2 separate regions of the Homo sapiens genome follow, and region 1 is linked to region 2. The links are chromatin loops, found by intact Hi-C in ENCODE. Cell type or tissue: GM12878. All regions are shown on one strand. Links, peaks and the distances in the headings refer to the core of each region. The heading gives the core; the rest is flanking DNA.

The links. Peaks named below come from ENCODE experiments on the same cell type or tissue, not always from the same donor. Only the 100,000 strongest peaks of a DNase experiment are listed, where the experiment ranks them.
Region 1: it touches region 2 in a loop (3-fold over the local background); 2 of 110 quality-filtered maps call a loop at or near these places.

The regions. Positions count from the first base shown.
Region 1 is chr2:71,021,332-71,025,331 of GRCh38, forward strand. It overlaps the pseudogene OR7E91P. Among named protein-coding and RNA genes, the nearest start is that of TEX261, 28 kb to the left of the region's middle. In GM12878, for the core only: a CTCF peak has its summit at 2,444 (motif pointing left); a DNase peak (open chromatin) is centred at 2,430.
Region 2 is chr2:71,273,197-71,281,272 of GRCh38, forward strand. LOC105374797 (a long non-coding RNA gene) reads right to left here and starts at 3,619. Exons shown (of 3, transcript XR_940233.2): 1 at 3,186-3,619; 2 at 2,979-3,088. RefSeq lists a silencer at 3,203-3,442 and an enhancer at 4,644-4,753. In GM12878, for the core only: a CTCF peak has its summit at 4,439; DNase peaks (open chromatin) are centred at 3,365 and 3,615; H3K4me3 peaks cover 2,499 bases.

The sequences.
Region 1 (4,000 bases), core at 1-4,000, 250 kb before region 2:
ACAGGACAGTGGAAGAACAAATGCCCTCAGCTCAAAAGAAAACAAGGTGACTCAGAGCAGGAGGCCCCGGACAGGGAGGAAGGGGCCCTGCTCAACCTGGCAGAAGGGTTATTGGACTGAGGGAGACCGGGCTCAAGCGTCCCCAAAGAGCCTCTGGTCAGAATGACAGTCGGGGGTAGAGACATTGATTTTCTTGTAGGTAGCGGTGCTGAACATTCGCTAGTAACCGCCCTGGTCGGCCCCTTATCCAAAAAGACTATTGACGTCATCGGAGCCACGGGGGTTTCAGCAAAGCAAGCTTTCTGCTTGTCTCGGACTTGTACTGTAGGAGGACGTAAAGTCATTCATCAGTTTTGGTACATGCCTGACTGTCCCTTGCCCTTTTTGGGAAGGGACTTGCTCAGCAAGCTGAGAGCCACTATCTCTTTGACAGAGCACGGCTCTTTGCTGCTAAAGGTACCCGGAACGGGAGTCATTATGACCCTTACGGTCCCCCGAGAGGAGGAATGGAGACTTTTCTTAACTGAGCCGGGTCAAGAGAGAAGACCAGCTCTGGCTTAGCGGTGGTCAAGAGTACGGGTGGAAGACATCCCTCTGGGATTGGCCAGTTAATACTGGGGCCCAGCCGGTTAGGCAAAAACAGGACCCGGTCCCCAGAGAAGCTCTTCAAGGTATCCAGGTCCGTCTCGAGCACCTAAGAACTTTTGGAATTATTGTTCCTTGTCAGTCTCCATGGAACACTCCCCTCCTGCCTGTTCCCAAGCCACGGACCAAGGACTACCGGCCGGTACAGGATTTGCGCTTGCTTAATCAAGCTACACTGACTTTACATCCAACAGTACCTAACCCATCCACATTGTTGGGGTTGCTGCCAGCTGAGGACAGCTGGTTCACCTGCTTGGACCTGAAAGATGCTTTCTTTCCTATCAGATTAGCCCCTGAGAGGCAGAAGCTATTTGCCTTTCAGTGGGAAGATCCGGAGTCAGGTGTCAGTACACTGAGTAGTGTACACTTGGACCGGGCTTCCCCAAGGGTTCAAGAACTCCCCCACCATCTTCGGGGAGGCGTTGGCTCAAGACCTCCAGAAGTTTCCCACCAGAGACCTAGGCTGCATGTTGCTCCAGTAGGTTGATGACCTTCTGCTGGGACACCCCACGGCAGTCGGGTGCACCAAGGGAACAGATGCCCTACACCGGCACCTGGAGGACTGTGGGTATAAGGTGTCCAAGAAGAAAGCTCAGATCTGCCGACAGCAGGTACCTTACTTGGGATTTACTATCCGACAGGGGTCGGAACGGAGGCCGGGATAAGAAAGAAAGCAGGTCATTTGCAATCTACCCGAGCCTAAAGGCAGAAGGCAGGTGAGAGAATTCTTAGGAGCTGTGGGGTTTTGCAGACTGTGGATCCCAAACTTTGCAGTATTAGCCAAGCCTTTGTAGGAGGTCACAAAGGGGGCAGGGACCGGGAACCTTTGGAATGGGGATCCCAACAACAGCAAGTCTTTCATGAGTTAAAGGAACAACTTCTGGCAGCCCCAGCCCTGGGGCTACCCGATCTGACAAAGCCTTTTCCATTGTATGCTTGAGAGAGAGAAAAGATGGCAGCTGGACTTTTAACCCAAAGTGTGGGGCCCTGGCTGAGGCTGGTGGCCTACCTCTCTAAACAAGTAGACGGGGTTTCTAAAGGATGGCCCCCCTGTTTGAGGGCCTTGGCAGCAACTGCCCTGCTAGTCCAAGAAGCAAATAAGCTGACTCTTAGGCAAAACCTGAACATAAAGGCCCCCCATGCTGTGGTGACTTCAATGAATACTAAAGGACATCATTGACTAATGAATGCCAGACTCACCAAGTGCCAAACTTTGCTCTGTGAAAATCCCTGTATAACCATTGAAGTTTGTAACACTCTACACCCTGCCACCTTGCTCCTGGTATCAGAGAGCCCTGTCGAGCCTGATTGTGTAGAAGTGTTGGACTCAGTTGACTCTAGCAGACCTGACCTCCGGGACCAGCCTTGGGCATCAGTAGACTGGGAACTATACGTGGATGGGAACAGCTTCTTCAACCCCCAAGGAGAGAGAGGTGCAGGGTGTGCAGTGGTAACCCTGGACACTGTTGTTGAAGCCAGATCGTTGCCCCAGGCCACTGCAGCCCAGAAAGCTGAACTCATTGCTTTCATTGGGGCCTTAGAACTCAGTGAAGGTGAGACTGTCAACATTTACACTGATTCTCGGTATGTCTTTTTAATCCTTCAAGTGCATGGAGCGTGATAGAAAGAAAAGGGCCTATTGAACTCTGGGGGAAAAGACAGAAAATATCAACGAGAAATCTTGCAATTATGAGAAGCAGTATGGAAACCCCACAAGGTGGCAGTTATGCATTGCAGAGGACACCAGCGAGCTTCCACCTTGCTGGGTTTGGGGAATTCCCACGCTGACTCAGAGGCTCGAAAAGCAGCATCTGCCCTCTTCCGGGCATCAGTGCTCCCTCAAACACCTGATCTTGGACCTACCTACTTCTTCTAAAGAAGAAAAGGACTGTCTCCAGGTAGAGGGAAGGACAAGTGATGGAGGAAGGATGGATTCGGTTACCAGATGGGAGAGTAGCTGTGCCACAGTTGCTAGGAGCTGCAGTTGTACTGGCTGTGCAAGAAACCACCCATGTAGGTCAGGAGTCACTGGAAAAGTTGTTAGGCCGGTATTTCTACACCTCGCATTTGTCAGCCCTTGCCAAAACGGTGAGGCAGCGGTGTGTTACCTGCCGACAGCATAATGTGAGGCAAGGTCCAGCCGTTCCGCCCAGCATACAAGCTTATGGAGCAGCCCCCTTTGGAGATCTCCAGGTAGACTTCAGAGAGATGCCAAAGTGTGGAGGTAACAAGTATTCACTAGTTCTTGGGTGTACCTACTCTGGGTGGGTGGAGGCCTATCCAACACGAACTGAGAAAGCTGGCCAAGAAACCCCTGTGCTTCTTCCAGATCTGATTCCTAGATTTCGACTGCCCTTACGGATCGGCTCACATAACGGGCCTGCGTTTTTGGCTGCCATGGTACAGAAGACGGCAAAGGTATTGGGGATCACACGGAAACTGCATGCCGCCTCCCAGCCTCAGAGTTCCGGAAAGGTGGAGTGGATGAATCGGACTATCAAAAATAGTGCTATACTATTGTCTTCCCCGCTGGATATTTAAAACAGCACCACAAGGGGCGTCAAACCACCTGCTAAATTTGAGGGAATGTTATCCTCTCCCCACCTCCCCCGGCCCCGGATATTAGAGACAATAACACAGGGGTAATGTACACCCACTGCTTTATTGGGAGTAATATCATCCTCTCCCTTCTTGGATATTAGGAACAATATCACACTGTGCATGTACGCCTGTCGTGAAATTCAATGGAATGTCATCCTTTGCCTCCCTGGATATGATGAACAATATCACGGGGGATGTACAACTTGTGAGATATTGGGAGTGATATCATCCTCTCCCGTCTGGAAGTTAGGGACAGTATCACAGGGGTGGTGTACACCCTCTGGGATGTTGGGACTAATATCATCCTCCCGCCCACTGGATATTAAAAACCATATCACAAGGGGCTTGTACACACACTTCGATATTGGTATTAATACCATCCTCTCCCTCTTTGGATATTCGGTGCCATATTTCAGGTGGGGTATACACCACCTGCAATATTGGAAGTAATAAGATTTTCTCCCCCCCGGATATCAGAGACAATATCACAGGGGGGTGTCAACAACCCCTGCGATATTTGGAGTAATATCATCGTCTCCCCTCATGAAGATTAAGAACAATATCGTAGGGGTGGGGGGTGTACACCCCCTTTCATATTTTATATCATCCTCTTCCCCCCTGGATATTAGGAACAATATCAGGAAGGGATGTGCAGACCCTGCGACCTTTGCTGTCATATAATTGTCTCTCCCCTAGATATTAGGAAAAATGTCACTGGAGATGTGAACAGCCCGGCAATATTGGGAGTAGTATC
Region 2 (8,076 bases), core at 2,529-6,528:
AAAAGAGAGAAGAATCAAATAAACACAATCAGAAAAGATAAGGGGGATATCACTGACCCCACAGAAATACAAACAACCATCAGAGAATACTATAAACACCTCTATGCACATAAACTAGGAGGTCTAGATGAAATGGATAAATTCCTGGACACATACACCCTCCCATGACTGAACCAGGAAGAAATTGAATCCCTGAATAGACCAATAACAAGTTGTGAAATTAAGGCAGTAATAAATAGCCTACGAACCCAAAAAAGCCCAGGACCAGATGGATTCACAGCTGAATTCTCCCAGAGGAACAAAGAAGAGCTGGTACCATTTCTACTGAAACAATTCCAAAAAATTGAAAAGGAGGGACTCCTCCCTAACTCATTCTATGAGGCCAGCATCATCCTGATACCAAAACCTGGCAGAGACACAACAAAAAAGGAAACATTGATGAACATCGATGCAAAAATCCTCAATAAAATACTGGCAAACTGGGCTGGGCATGGTGGCTCATGCCTGTAATCCCAGCACTTTGGGATGCCAAGACAGGCAGGTCACTTGAGGTCAGGAGTTCCAGACCAGCCTGGCCAACATGGCAAAACCCCATCTCCACTAAAAATGCAAAAAATTAGTCATACATGGTGGTGCACGTCTGTCATCCCAGCTACTCAGGAGGATGAAGCAGGAGAATCGCTTGAACCTGGGAGGTGGAGGCTGCAGTGAGCTGAGATTGCATCACTGCACTCCAGCCTCGGTGACAGAGCAAGACTCTTTCTCCAAAACAAAACAAAACAAAACAAAACAAAACAAAACAAAAAAAACTAGCAAACTGAATTCAGCAGCACTTCAAATAGCTTATCCACAACGATCAAGTAGGCTTCATCCCTGGGATGCAAGGTTGGTCCAACATACAAAAAACAATAAATGTGATTCAACACATAAACAGAACTAAAGACGAAAACTACACGCAGAAAGACCTTTGATAAAATTCAACATTCCTTCATGTTAAAAACTCTCAATAAACTAGGTATTGAAGAAACACCTCAAAATAATAAGAGCCATATATGACAAACCCATGGCCAATACCCTACCGAATGGGCAAAAGCTGGAAGCATTCCCTTGAAAAGCAGCACAAGACAAGCTGCCCTCTCTCACCACTCCTATTCAACATAGTTTTGGAAGTTCTGGCCAGGTCAGTTAGGCAAGAGAAAGAAATAAGGAGTATTCAAATAGGAAGAGAGGAAATCAAATTATCTTTGTTTGCAGATGATATGATCCTATATCTAGAAAACCCCATTGTCTCAGCCCCAAAGTTTCTTAAGCTGATAAGCAACTTCAGCAAAGTCTCAGGATACAAAATCAATGTGCAAAAATTGATAGCATTCCTATACACCCATAACAGGCAAGCTGAGAGCCAAATCATAAATGAACTCCCATTCACAATTGCTACAAAAAGAATAAAATACCTAGGAATACAGCTAACAAGGGAAGTGAAGGACCTCTTCAAGGAGAACTGCAAACCAATGCTCAAAGAAATCAGAGAGGACACAAACAAATGGAGAAACATTCCATGCTCATGGATAGGAAGAATCAATATTGTGAAAAAGGCCATACTGCCCTACTCCCATTAAACTACCATTGACATTCTTCACAGAATTAGAAAAACTATTTAACATTCATACAGAACCAAAAGAGCCCAAATAGCCAAGACAATCCTAAGCAAAAAAAAAAAAAAAAAAAAAAAAAAAGCTGGAGGCATCACATTAGCTGACTTCAAACTGTACTACAAGGCTACAGTAACCAAAACAGCATGGTACTGGTACAAGAACAGACACATAGACCAATGGGCCAGAATAAAGAACTCAGAAATAAGATCACACAACACTGTTGGTGGGAATGTAAATTAGTTCAGCCATTGTGGAAGACAGTGTGGCAACTCCTCAAGGATCTAGAACCAGAAATACCATTTGACTCACAATCCCATTACTGGGTATATACCCAAAGGAATATAAGTCATTCTGCTATAAAGACACATGCACACGTATGTTTACTGCAGCATTATTTACAATAGCAAAGACATGGAACCAATCCAAATGCCTATCGATGATAGACCGGATAAAGAAAATGTGGTAACATATACACCATGGAATACTATGCAACCATAAAAAAGAATGAGATCATATCCTTTGCAGGGACATGGATGAAGCTGGAAGTCATCATCCTCAGCAAACTAACACAGGAACAGAAAACCAAGCACTGTATGTTCTCGCTCATAAGTGGGAGTTGAATATTGAGAACACATGGGCACAGGGAGGGGAACAACACACACTGGGATCTGTTGGGGGGGTGGGGGGCAAGGGGAGGGAGAGCATTAGGACAAATACCTAATGCATGCAGGGCTTAAAACCTAGACGATGGGTTGGTAGGTGCAGCAAACCACCATGGCACATGTATATCGATATAACAAACCTGCACGTTCTGCACATGTACTCCTGAACTTAAAAGTTGAAGAAAAAAAGAAAATGAACGTGCATTGTTCTCCATTGCGAATAACGGCCACCAGAATTCCAGGGTAACAAATCTCTTAGTTGTCCTCTGGCCGAAATCTCCTCGTGCCCCACACCCTGCCCCATATCACAACAAGGCTTTTTTTTTTTTTAAGACACCGGGCTGGAGTGAAGTGGTGCGATCATGGCTCATTGCAGCCTCCCGCCTCAGCCTCCTGCCTCAGCCTCCCAAGTTTTTCTCACTTTTTCCCTTGTTCCTTTTTCCGTGTTCCTTAAATCAGAAAATAGTTTCCTGTCACCTGTCTGGACTCCTCCCCGTGTGCCTGCTTTGCCAGGTTTAGGTGAGGTGGACACAGAAATAGCGAAGTTGTCCTCTGGGGTGTGTCCTAATCCAAAACAGGTTCATCCTGGGACCACAGGCAGGCGCCACCCCTACACGTTTTTTGACGTTGGAATGTGCCTTATGTGGGCTCCCCTAATTACCTGTTTTCATATCTGCTCATCCACCGGAATGACTGGGAGATCCTCTAAGTGGAAGCTTTTTCCTATTTCCATGTGTCCCCAAGCACTGTGGCTGGCCCTAAATAGGTGTTCTGTAAACAGCAGGCGAAGAAATTATTAGTCTTAAAAAGGACAGAAAGACTCCCGCAAAAGCAGCAGCGCGTGCCGAACACCTTAGGCCTCACAGACCTTCTATTTGAGGAATGTGCTCCCCCAATCCCAGACCGCTCCTGGTGGGGCGGGCGCGAGCGCAGGACCGCGGAGCCTGCTGCGTTGCTCGGCTGCAGGGGAGGAGCTGGGCCCCGCCCCCGGCTTCCCGCGCTCCGCGTCCATTGGCTGGCCTCGGGGGTGGGCGGGTCCCGCCGCACGGAGTCCTGCGCCTTGAGGCTCAAGCGGCGGCGTGCAAGGCGTGTGAGGCGCGTAGAGAGCCGCGCGCGCCGTCTGCGATGCCCCGGGACGGCGTTCCTGCCGGGAATACCACCCCGGCGGCAGCCCAGGCTGCCGCGCAGAGCCCGGATTCCGCGACTGCCGGGGCACCGCAGGTTTTGGACTCGCTGAAGCGGTGAGCTCTGCCTTTGCCCTATATGCCGCGCTCTCGCCCGTGCTCTGGGGCAGTTGGCAGTGGGTGGGCAGGAAGGGGCGGGCCGGCAGGGCGTCGCACGTTGGCGTCCCCGCGTCGCGGGAATGGGGTTCGGATTCCCCCCGTGAATGTCATTCCCCAGGCTACCGGTCTTTAGCGCTAAGTTGCATGGGCTGGTGTGCCAGTCGGTCAGCGAATAGCGGCAGAACGCCTGGCCGGGCCGGCGTTTTCCGGGACACTCGTTTCGGCCTCGCAGTGGCAGCGCCTCCTGCGAGCCTAGACCGGCTCAGTGGACGCGCCGCGCTGTGCACGCGGGTCTGGGGAGACGGCGGTTCTTGAATGATCCCTCACACTGCAGGGTATCTGGGAGCGGTGGATTGAGGGGGCACAACGTGGCTTCTGTGTCGGTGAAATCGCTTGGACCAGCTCCAGTTCTTTTTAAAGATTACTCTTGTAAAAAAAAAAATACATTGTAGAATTGCATAATATGCTCTATCTCATCCAAAAATAGTTTTTGATGTCAGAGTAGTCATATGAACGCAACATTGACCCCTTTACCCCCCTAAATAATAAATCTTGAGCTTCTTATTGTATGGTAATAGATTTCTTTCATGAGAGAAATTTCTCAGGGAGTTAATCCACTCTCTCTCCCCTACTGCAAGATCCCGCTGCAGTGGTCCTAAAAAAGAAAAAGAAAAAGAAATTTCTCATACTACAGAAGAATAAAGTAGCCACGCTCTGTGTTTTGAATCAATTTTCAAGGATTTTTTTTCCACTTTGCTTAGGCGTTCTTTCACCCACAACTACACCCCCAGGTTCCAGATTTTGGAATGGTGTAAATAACGCCCCCCGGCGCCCATCCACTTAGCGGAAGGAAAGTCAGCCACTAGGCTGCGGGCTCCGGGCTGTCCCCAGCGTGGGAGAGGCTGTCCTGCTGGCCCGGCTGTTTATTGCAGCGATTTGGATGTTCCAAGAGTCACAAGGGACACTGCTCACGTCCCCATCTAGGGGGTCACTTCATAGCAGCATCAGCTCTTTCTTTTCATCCTTCTTGCTTGAGTCTGCCTCCGGTCCTCTGGATGGAGCAGGCTACAACGGACGCTCGGAGTAATGAAGTGAATTGCTCTTTCTTGATACAAATGAATACTAGTGCTGTACTGCCTTCTCCCAATCTTTGTGGCGTTTGTGTGAGCTGCTGAGAGCAGGCAGTGGAGAGAATGATAGACATTTTGCAGAAGCGGAACGCTCTAGTGTTATGTCATCCTTCTTGGCTCTGGTTTCTAGGTCCAAGTTCTGGTGACATTGTTTCAGCTTGCTTTGCCCTTTCCCAGGCCCCTGGGTTAGTTTGAAGGGAAAGGAGTGCCTGTTTCTTACCCCATAAGGACTAGGAAAAGGGATTGCTGGCTTGAGAAAGAGGTGCTGTAAGTTATCCTCTGCGGCCAGAATTCTGAGGATTGGAAGATTATGGATTTTTTAAAAAATGAAGGCATATAGAGGAATGGTAGACTACTGTAATTATTCTTAATAGGATGTTGGGAAATACAAATGCTGACCTATTTTATTCAGTAATTAGGGGAAGCTTAAGTACTTTAAATGCACCCTTTTAAAATTGCCAGTGTTACTGTGAATTGTCTTGTAAAACCAAAAAGCACCCCCAATTTAGCCTTTCTGTAGATCTTTTACATATGCTTAAAGGATTTGGGTCGGGATTCTTAGTGTCTTTGTATTTAATTTTGTGTCTTCGAGGAAGGGGAGCTATGAAATGTAGTACTTCCATACCTTTTGCCTCTGGGGACGTTTTTTGGTGGCAAGGAAAACTTATTTAGTGCTGATTTACGGGAATAGAATGGTTTAAGGAATTTGTTGGAGATTGCTCGTTTAAAAAATGCCTTGGGTTCATTATGATTTGGTAAATTGTACGGTATTGCTATATTTCATCCAAAATAATTTTCCATTTCAGGGTAAACATTTGAATGTACATTGACACTTCTATTTCCTAAATAATAAGTTTTGACCTTTCTTATTTTGTTTTCGGTCATCAGTTTTGAAGGATTATTTTTTCCCAAATTTGCTTAGGTTTGCTTTCATCCACAACCACGTGCCCAGGTTCTAAATTTGGAATGGTGCTAATAGTGTCAAATGTGCAATTCTGGGTAGGTATATGTGGGTGGATGGGATGGCTTATAGGTTGTATTAAAATTTTATTTTTTTTCTCCGTTGAAATGTCAGCCCCACCAGAAACTATTAATATTATGACATTATCTCCTTCAAGAAATGGATGTGATGATAAAATGCTTTAGTAATTTTGAATATTATAATATTATGACCACTAACATTAAATGCTGTGATTTTTAAAAATGGCTTTCAATTAGAAGGTTTTGATAACTTGAGTCTTTCTGTCATCTCTCAGTAATGTGCCATTACTAAAATATTTTTCCCCCCCTCTCTCCAAGGCCTCAACATTTTCCTTACTGCATTCATGTAAGAGCTGTGGTTTTGGTATGAAGGTTAAATCCCCTCACTTCTGACTTACATGTGCAAAAATTTACAGTTTGAGATCTATACCAAGGTTCACTTGGGTAACAGGATTCACAGCTTGAATCAGTAAAGTATCTTGTTTCCCCTGCTTCTGGGCAGGTGGGATCTTTGGAGTATCATTTCTTTATTTTCGTTATTTCCCAAGTTTTTGAAAATATTTTAATTTTGATTAAGATAAAGAAATGACTTAAATTTTTTTAATAAAAATTATTTGGGTAGACGATAATTTCACAGGGTTAAAAATTAAAAAGTTTAAAAAGGTATACAATGTAAAGTCTCTATCTTTTGCCTGTTTCTCGGCTTCTCAATTCTCATTCTGACAAGTTGCATGCTGGGTAATCATTATTATTAGTTTATTACTTCACCTCCCAGGATATTTTATATGTATAAAAGTGAAAACAAGTTTACATTTCCCCTTCTTATATGTATTTGCAGTTTTCTTCCATTGCTTTTTCCACTTGAAAATGTATCTGAGAGATCTTTTCTTACCAATACAGAGAACATCCTCAATGAAAGGTGTTTTTTTTGTTTGTTTGTTTGTTTTTCCCCTGAAAAGTAATTAGCAAAGAAAGAGAATGAAAGAAAAGAGGATGGCCGTGCGGTGGTGGCTAATGCCTGTAATCTCAACACTTTGGGAGGTCTAGGTGGGCGGGTCACCTGAGGTAAGGCGTTCAAGACCAACCTGGCCAACACGGTGAAACCCCGTCTCTACTAAAAATACAAAAATTGGCTGGGCGTGGTAGTGCATGCCTGTAGTCCCAGCTACTCAGCTACTCGGGAGGCTGAGGCAGGAGAATCGTCTGAACCTGAGAGGTGGAGTTTGCAGTGAGCTGAGATCGCGCCAGTGTACTCCAGCCTGGGTGACAGAGTGAGTCTCTGTCTCAAAAAAAAGAGAAAACAGAAAAGATGGACCTTGAAGAGACAAAGAGTTTTCTTTGTGGTTGGGGTATTGGGTACAACACTCTTGCTGTGTGAAAAAGGAATCACTTAGAGTGCTTAAGCATGAGATAAGGGGTTGTAAAACCTTCTAGGCTAAATAATTAAATTATTTTAAAATTTTTACTTTAAAATCAAAGTAATACATGTACATGATTGAACAAATAAAGCAGTTCTTGAAGATTTACCACAAAAATACCAGACACTTGTTAATTTCTTTTTACTCTGTTTCTCTCCTTGAAGGCAAACACTTTGAAGTCCTTTAACTTTTTCTTCTAGTATTTACCTTTGTCTTTCTGAAAAAGTATACTTTATAACCACTTCTTGACTTAAATAGTTTAGGTATTACTTTTTTATAAATTAAGAATTGATAAAGTGAGGATTTAACTCTTTATTCTCTCTTTCTTCTGTATCCTTCTTCCATCCTCCCAATTTAGATTCTGTCATAATTTTTTGTTAAATTAGTAGTTAGGTTTTATATTATTATGACCAGGTAAACATGACTAGCCTTTGAGCCAAATGATAAACTAATTTACCTAATTTTCTTTCATCCCGTGGTTAATTTTTTCCAAATGCTGCAGTGCCATCAAATGGGCCAACAAATGTAAGGATTTACCAATGCCATTTTTTCCTTAAACTTCCTTCCTATAGCTTCCATTCTTCATACTCTAATCTGGTCTGGTTCTAAGTTTGTAACAAACCTAAAGATTAATGTATTTAAAGAGATAACAAAAGAGATTGCACCTACAAAATAAGAACAGGTCGCTATGAAAAGAAACCATAAGACAACAAGAAAGAGCTCTATGAAATTAAAAATATGATAGTCAAAATGAACTCTGAATAGAAGACCTAGAAGATAGAGTTGTCTAGGTTTGCATAGCTATAGTCCTGGGACTTTCCTTCACCTTTCTCCTGATTTGGACCTTCTGTTATCTAGATCATGAATCTGGTTTTCTTCATTTTGCTGAAACAATTAGTCCAGTTACTTTCTAAGAAAAGATAAATGTTCTAAGTCCTTGCATGTCT